2 separate regions of the Homo sapiens genome follow, and region 2 is linked to region 1. A link is a contact called in ENCODE POLR2A ChIA-PET data. All regions are on one chromosome and are shown on one strand. The core of a region is the stretch at or near the end of the contact, and the rest is flanking DNA. Distances in the headings are between cores, read along the strand shown. Region 1 overlaps ANKFY1 (ankyrin repeat and FYVE domain containing 1). Region 2 overlaps KIF1C (kinesin family member 1C).

Evidence for each region. ChIA-PET counts read pairs that join two places held with the same protein, here RNA polymerase II (POLR2A).
Region 2: POLR2A ChIA-PET joins it to region 1 with 18 read pairs in OCI-LY7. The contact joins two enhancer-like sites. POLR2A ChIA-PET finds 5 or more read pairs at or near these places in 3 of 52 experiments (H1, OCI-LY7 and naive thymus-derived CD8-positive, alpha-beta T cell).

What each region holds. Positions count from the first base shown.
Region 1 is chr17:4,203,586-4,207,354 of GRCh38, reverse strand. ANKFY1 (ankyrin repeat and FYVE domain containing 1) reads left to right here. Exons shown (of 25, transcript NM_001330063.2): 7 at 869-1,034. Among named protein-coding and RNA genes, the nearest start is that of ANKFY1, 59 kb to the left of the region's middle. RefSeq lists a silencer at 105-305. Within about 2 kb of position 2,479, at least 10 of the 41 ENCODE cell types and tissues checked have a DNase peak (open chromatin) inside an H3K27ac peak, as active enhancers do.
Region 2 is chr17:5,014,054-5,018,272 of GRCh38, reverse strand. KIF1C (kinesin family member 1C) reads right to left here. Exons shown (of 23, transcript NM_006612.6): 18 at 3,436-3,530. Among named protein-coding and RNA genes, the nearest start is that of KIF1C-AS1, 3.9 kb to the left of the region's middle. Within about 2 kb of position 1,277, at least 2 of the 41 ENCODE cell types and tissues checked have a DNase peak (open chromatin) inside an H3K27ac peak, as active enhancers do.

The DNA.
Region 1 (3,769 bases), core at 1,230-3,729:
AGCTCATAGCCCCCGGCTTTTGTCTTAAAAGCCAGCAGTGGTGGGTCAGGTGCTTCTCATGTCACATCTCTCTGACTTACTCTTCTGGTTCCCTTTTTCACTTTGAAGGACTTGTGTGGTTAGATAGATCGGGCCCTCTGTGGTTAGATAGATCGGGCCCTCTGTGGTTAGATAGATCGGGCCCTCTGTGGTTAGACGGGTCGGGCCCTCTGTGGTTAGATGGGTCGGGCCCTCTGTGGTTAGATAGGTCGGGCCTCCTGGATAATCTGGGATACTGTCCCCATCACAAGGTCCTTAATCACATCCTCAAAGTGCCTTTTGCCATGTAACGTGGTATGTTTATAGGTTCTGGGGATTAGGACATGTCCGTCTTTGGGGGGGGTGATAATTCTGCCCACCATATGACCTTGAAAGAAATGTAATGGCTCTTGACAGATGGGAGCGAAGTATGTTTTATCCCGGGTGTCCAGTGTATGGGGAGACATTAAACTGCTGGGAAGAATGAAATAGGAACGCCACTGCCTTTCATGAAAACATTAGCTGTTCACCGTAAAACTCTCTGAGCCTCTGCCTGGCACTCGTGCCCCACAGCACTCTGTCCACATTTTCCTGGTGGCCTTTAATCGTCTCCCACATTGTTTATGTTGGCTATGTGGTCCCCATTAATTCTGTACTCCCTGAAAACATGTACCCTGAGGAAGCCTGATAGAAGTTTGTGAATAAAGTTGAATTTGGGGAGTAAGCAGTGTTGGAGCACTTAAATTTGACATTTGTATAAGAGATGATATTTAAGGGTCAAGGTGGGAGAAATTAAAATAGGTCGTATTCTCTACTCACTGGGCGCTAATTTACAAACTTGTTTGTGTAGCTCCCTGGGAAGCTGAATGAAGCGGATCATAACGGAGATCTGGCATTAGATCTAGCCCTCTCACGACGACTGGAGAGTATTGCCACCACGCTGGTTAGTCACAAAGCTGATGTGGACATGGTGGACAAGAGTGGCTGGAGCTTGTTACACAAAGGAATCCAAAGAGGTAGGAAGAAGTGTGTATGTTTCCCTGCAGGCAATTTTATTTTTATCCGAGTAATTTTTGAAGACTTTCTGACCTTGTTCCCAAAATTCTCAAAGGCTTCTGTAGTCTGTACTCACAGGCTACATGATCTAGAATTTGATCATTGGGTCAGAGGAAGCACTCAAGAGCTGTTGCCTATGCCGTGTTAGTTTGGCCATTCACCGTGCCAACAGGGCCCCAGAAAGAAAGGCTACAAAGATGGTACTTGTGTGAAGAAGTACCTTTTACTTGTAAGCACTTGATATGTTTGCTTGTTCAATGGATGGCTTTCTCCAGGAATTGTGCTAGGAAGGTTTTGCTTTTGTATTCTACCACAGATACAAGGATAGTAGCAAAACCATAAACCTTGAAACGTGTTCTTAGCTTCAGGGTTTTCACTTTAACAGGCTAGGCCTCTATTATGATAAATTGATAGAGTTTCATTTTGTTCTAGCAGAGTTATTTGAAATTGTAGCTATATTTTGAATGCATTGTTAATAGTTGGAAGAATACAGAAATGATAGACTTGAGAACAAAACATTTAAATCTTTTTTTTTTTTTGAGACGGAGTCTTGTTCTGTCGCCCAGGCTGGAGTGCAGTGGTGCGATCTTGGCTCACGGCAAGCTCCGCCTCCTGGGTTCATGCCATTCTCCTGCCTCAGCCTCCCCAGTAGCTGGGACTACAGGTGCCCACCACCACGCCCAGCTAATTTTTTGTATTTTTAGTAGAGACGGGGTGTCACCGTGTTAGCCAGGATGGTCTCGATCTCCTGACCTGGTGATCCACCCACCTTGGCCTCCCAAAGTGCTGGGATTAGAGGCGTGAGCCACCGCGTCCTCCCAGAACATTTTAATCTTAATGAATTAACTTGTCAAAGGAAAAAAAAAATACTAGGTTTTTGTTTGTTTTTTTCCATAGTCTTACTAATTCATGAGTCCCAAATGGATCTGGGCTGATTTTGCTTTGCAATGGTCATTTTAGACAGAGTGAAATCTGTATAGAGGTAGAGTTCCAGTGAGAAATGAAAGCTTTCCAAAGTGTCAAAGCGTTAGTTTTGTGGAGGGATGGTTGACTTGATTGAAGTGCATTGCCATGGCCACTTTTTTTTACTTACACGTAGACATCAAAGAGAGAATCTACTTGTTTCGTTCCATCTTAATCATCTATATTTTCCCCTTTTGATGATGCATTGTTATACTATTATTGTCTGTGCTACATTTTTGCCATTCACAAATTGCTCCTAGTTGGTGGAATGTAGTTACATCAAGATGTGGTCCTGTGCCAGCTTTGTCCTTTTTGGGCCAAGGTTTTAATACAAGTATCCTTATAAGCCATGTGCTGGAGTGCTGAGCTTGCTGGCTGGTAGAGAGGAAAATTTTGCTCATCACTGGGTAGGAAATCCTTCGAGTATGTCAGTGTCAAGAGCAGATGCATCTTCCTCAAGCACCGTTATGTGCTGTGCAAAGCCAGCGGGTGCTTAGCACTGAGTGTGATTCAGTGGGGAAATCTCCACCACGTAGGGAATGATTCTTTCCCACACTGTTTCGTGTCTGAGATGTTTATTTTGGAAACAGATACCCTGTTACTAAAAAAAAAAAATCTGAGAATTTTGTTTCTTTCCTCCCAGGGAGTTAATTCTTATGTTTGATGATAAATCATCTTTGAGTTATTAAATATTTTGGTGATTGCTTAGATACAAGAATTGCCAAGAATTAGTGATACATTTTTGATGTTTATTTTCAGATGATTTAACCTTCCACTCTGAGTTTATTAATTGCTTGCAAGTATGTGGATTACAGCGTGGGTATAATAAACTTGATTTTGCTAACTTTAGAGTGTTGCATATTACGGTAGACAGAGCACTGGCTTTATGAAGCTGGTATTCACCAAGGTTTGAATCTGAGCTCATCTGTTTACTCTGTGGCCTTGGACAAGTCACATTCTACGTCTTCCTTATCCATAAAGTGGGAATTACTTTTGCTTTATTGGTTTGTTCAGAGAATGCGAGGCAATGTTAGTAGTACACCCAGCAGTGATTACCAGGGGAATGGTGGGGTCAACCCTGCCATTCATCGCTTGCCCCTGCGTTGGAAATGCCATAACCAGGTCCAGTTCCTGTAGGAGTTTTTTTCACTTTAACTGTTAAAGAGTGAAAGTCTTTAATATATGAGATTTTGGTTTAGTCTGAGCACACATTAGAATCTGTCAACAAAATAGTCAGTGATCATCCTAATAACCAAGTATACCAGTCATTTTATCTAAAGAGTGGAACAGGCAGGCAGTGTCTTGGGGGAGTCCACAGGGGGCACATGTTTGGCCAGAGGGATGCCATCTCCTTGGATTAGCCTGATCTGAGCAAGAAGATGAGTCTTCACTTTATAAAAACAGTTCTTCCTGAACTTTTTTACCTTAATAACCAACATCAGTTGATGGGTTTCTTTTTTCTTTCTTTCTTTCTTTTTTTTTTTTTTTTTGTTGTTGTTGTTGAGACGGAGTTTCGCTCCTGTCACCCAGGCTGGAGTGCAATGGCTCGGTCTCGGCTCACTGCAACCTCTGCCTCCCAGGTTCAAGCGATTCTCCTGCCTCAGCCTCCTGAGTAGCTGGGATTACAGGCACCTGCCACCACGCCCGGCTAATTTTGTATTTTTAGTAGAGACTGGGTTTCTCCATGTTGGTCAGGCTGGTCTTGAACTCCCAACCTTAGGTGATCCGCCCG
Region 2 (4,219 bases), core at 28-2,527, 810 kb before region 1:
ACAGTGGCTCACGCCTGTAATCCCAGCACTTTGGGAGGCCGAGGCAGGTGGACTGCTTGAGCTCAGGACTTTGAGACCAGCCTGGGCAACACAGTAAAACCCTGTCTGTACGAAAAGTACAAAAATTAGCCAGGTGTGGTGGCACAGGTCTGTAGTCCCAGCTACTCAGGAGGCTGAGGTGGGGGGATCACTTTAACCCGGGAGGTTGAGGCTACAGTGAACCATGATCATGCCACTGCACTCTAGCCTGGGTGACAGGGCAAGACCCTGTCTCAAAAAATAAAAATGAAAATGAAAATAAAAAAGGAGGGAATACGTGTTATGCAGGGAAAGTGGGGCTGGGTGAGAAGACTGCTCCAGCTTGGCCCAGGCAGCCTTACCCTGAACCCATGATAATCTGACAGTCTAGGGCAGAGCTCACAGCACAGCCCCTGGTGCCTGCCATCCTGTGTCTGAATCCAGTTCTGCCATTTTGTGTCATCTTTTGCAAATCACCTAACCCCCGAGAGCCTCAGTTCTCTCACCTGTGAGCTGTGTGAGAAAATGCGGACGCACAGAGTAGATGGTCAGTAAAAACCATTCTTCTACATCCATACCTGTCTGTGCTGCCCCCGTCCTCTCTGCCTGTTTCTGGCCAGGTCTTAAATCTGCTGTTAAGAACTGAGGCCCAGGCTGGGCGCGTGGCTCACGCCTATAATCCCAGCACTTTGGGAGGCCGAGGCGGGTGGATCATGAGGTCAGGAGATTGAGACCATCCTGGCTAACACGGCGAAACCCCGTCTCTACTAAAAATACAAAAAAATGAGCCGGGTGTGGTGGTGGGGGGGCGCCTGTAGTCCCAGCTACTCAGGAGACTGAGGCAGGAGAATGGCGTGAACCCGGGAGGCAGAGCTTGCAGTGAGCCGAGATCGCGCCACTGCACTCGAGCCTGGGCGACAGAGCGAGACTCCGTCTCAAAAAAAAAAAAAAAAAAAAAAAAGAACCAAGGCCCACAGGGACTAAACCATCACAATCCCCACCCTTGGCAACACAGAATCATTGGCTGCCTTTACTGTGACCTATGTCAGTCTTGCACACGGGTGTCATCTCTCCGCACTGTAGCTCCTTGCCCATGGGCTGGCTCTGCTGAGGTGTATTTTTGGTGGCCTGTATGGCTTTCATATCTCCCCCAGCAAATGGCTTGAGGTTGCCGCAGAACAGGAACTTGGCAATAACTCACTGGGCTGAACTGATTCAACAGCTTTCAACCCAAAATGCCGGAAGCATTTGCTGTCACTGAGGACTTGAACCAGACCAGAACAACTGCCTTGATTGGCTGACCCTGAACCATATGGAAACCGAAGAGGCATGTCTTTTTTTTTTTTTTTTTGAAACAGTCTCACTCTGTCACCCAGGCTGGAGTGCAGTGGCGCAATCTCAGCTCACTGAAACCTCCACTTCCCAGGTTCAAGCAATTCTCCTGTCTCAGCCTCCTAAGTAGCTGGGATTACAAGCGTTCGCCACCATGCCCAGCTAATTTTTTTGTACTTTTAGTAGAGACGGGGTTCCACCATGTTGGCCAGGCTGGTTTCAAACTCCTGACCTCAAGTGATCCACCCACCTCGGCCTCCCAAAGTGCTAAGATTACAGGCATGAGCCACCCCACCAGCCCCAAGAGGTATGTCTTAAACCTCACTGTAAGACGCACATGATAGCGTCTTTTGTTATTTTTTAAAATGTGCTGGCCGGGTGCGGTGGCTCACGCCTGTAATCCTGGCACTTTGGGAGGCCGAGGCAGGTGGATCACAAGGTCAGGAGTTCAAGACTAGCCTGACCAACATGGTGAAACCCTGTCTCTACTAAAAATACAAAAATTAGGGCTGGGTGTGGTGGCTCAAGCCTGTAATCCCAGCACCTTGGGAGGTCAAGGCAGGAGGATCACCTGAGGTTGGGAGTTGGAGAAACCCTGTTTCTACTAAAAATACAAAATTAGCCGGGTGTGGTGGCGCACACCTGTAGTCCCAGCTACTCGGGAGGCTGAGGCAGGAGAATTACTTGAACCCGGGAGGCAGAGGTTGCAGTGAGTCGAGATCGCACCACTGCACTCCAGCCTGGACGACACAGCGAGACTCCATCTCAAAAAAAAAAAAAAAGTGCTGACCATACACACCCCAGGTCCCTTGTCCCCTGGAAGGTGTTAGGCCAAGCACTCCTAGGTCTCTGAGGCACAACACACACACCAGGTCCAAGCTGACAGACAGCACATGTGTACCACGTCCTTCCTCCCTGCCCAACTCATTTTCACAGAGACTTTGCTTGAGCTTATGTGAACCCAAATCATTCTATTTTTTTTTAAGTGTTAGAACTAAAACAAACTGGTGGCCTCAAAAATACACCTCAGCAGGTGCAGTGGCTCACGCCTGTAATCCCAGTGCTTTGGGAGGCCAAGGTGGGCGGATCACATGAGATCAGGAGTTCAAGACCAGTCTGACCAACATGGTGAAACCCCGTCTCTACTAAAAATACAAAAATTAGCCTGGTGTGGTGGCGCGTGCCTGTAATCCCAGCTACTCGGGGTTGAGGCAAGAGAATCACTTGAACCTGGGAGGTGGGGGCTGCAGTGAGCCAAGATCATGCCACTGCACTCCAGCCTGGGGGAAACAGTGAGACTCCGTCTCAAATGATAAAAAAAAAAAAAAAAAAAAAAAAAAGCTGGGGGCAGTGGCTCACGCCTGTAATCCCAGCACTTCGGAAGGCCGAGGCAGGCGGATCACCTGAGGTCAGGAGTTCGAGACCAGCCTGACCAACATGGGAGAAACCCCGTCTCTACTAAAAACACAAAATTAGCCAGGCATGGTGGCACATGCTTGTAATCCCGGCTACTCGGGAGGCTGAGGCAGGAGAATTGCTTGAACCCGGGAGGTTGAGGCTGCAGTGAGCCCAGATCGCGCCATTGCACTCCAGCCTGGGCGACAAGAGCGAACACTCCGTCTCAAAAAAAAAAGAAAAAGAAAAAGAAAAAGAAAAAGAAATCTCGGCAGTCATAGCTGGATAGAGGCAGGTTTTCCACAGGGACAAGTTCCGATATTCAAATACAGGTTTTTGTTTAAAAAGGATCAGAGTGCTAGTTGTGGTGAACAAGATCAAGAAGGGCAGGATCTTCTCTTCAGCAAAATCCCACACTCTGGCTCACTAGTGTCCCATTTCTACCTTAGAACCCTCGCCAGTGCCTGACCACACAGTAGTCTGTCTTCTCAGGGTGGGTGCAGAGGGCTGGGCCTGTGGTATTCCTCCATTCATACCCATGAGCCCCAAGCCCCTCTGAGGACAAGGCCACATCCCCTCTTTATATGGCTGCACTCCCTGGTGCCCAACCCAGACCTCTGAGTTCAGTGTGTGGGGTGGAACATGGGGCCTCTCTCCCTGTCTGGCCTCTCTCACCCCCTCAGCCATTACCTTCTCCATCTGGCTGGGGGATGCTCCGGAACAGACAGTGTTGCTCCCGAATGAACTGTCCGGTCAGCTTGATGTCCATATCTACTTGGCCGACCCTGGGGAAGCAATGGCCAACGTTTGTGAGCATGTGCCAGACTTTAACCAAGCCCCTCCTGAACACCAGTTTATCCAACTCAATGAACCAAGCCAATTATTCCCATTTCACAGATGAGGAAGCAGAGGCTCAGGGAGGTGAAATGGCTTGCCCGGGTTCATTCAGTGGGCAGTGAAGTGATGCTGGGATCTGAGCCCAGGTCTGCCTGACTCTGAAGCCATGCTCTTAGTCACCATGTTATACAGCAGGCTCGCCAACTTCTCTTGAAGCTGGGAGAGCATGCAGGGCTGTGGAGGCAGCTGTTTAGAGATCTGAGTTATCTCCAGGGACCACCAGGGAAGGGAGGCACCAATGTGGCTAACCCTCAGCAGCCATACCCCAAAAGCAGAGGCTGCCCCCCGGGCCACTGGGTACATGCTACCTGGGTACAAGCAAACCTGGGAGAAACGGGCACCCTCAGCCACAGGCCTCCACCCATCCTTAGGTTGATGATCCTGAGAGCTCACTCCCTACCCAAGATGACTACCAAGGACAGCCACGAATGCCTGTGGTGGGAGGGGAAGGGCACCCTCACCCCTTTAGGGGAGGCACCGAGCCCCCATGACTTCATAATACCAGCCCAAGGAGCCACATGCCCTTAGCTGCCCAGCCCTCAACCGCACAGACCAGGCCGTGTTTCCCTTCTCCCGC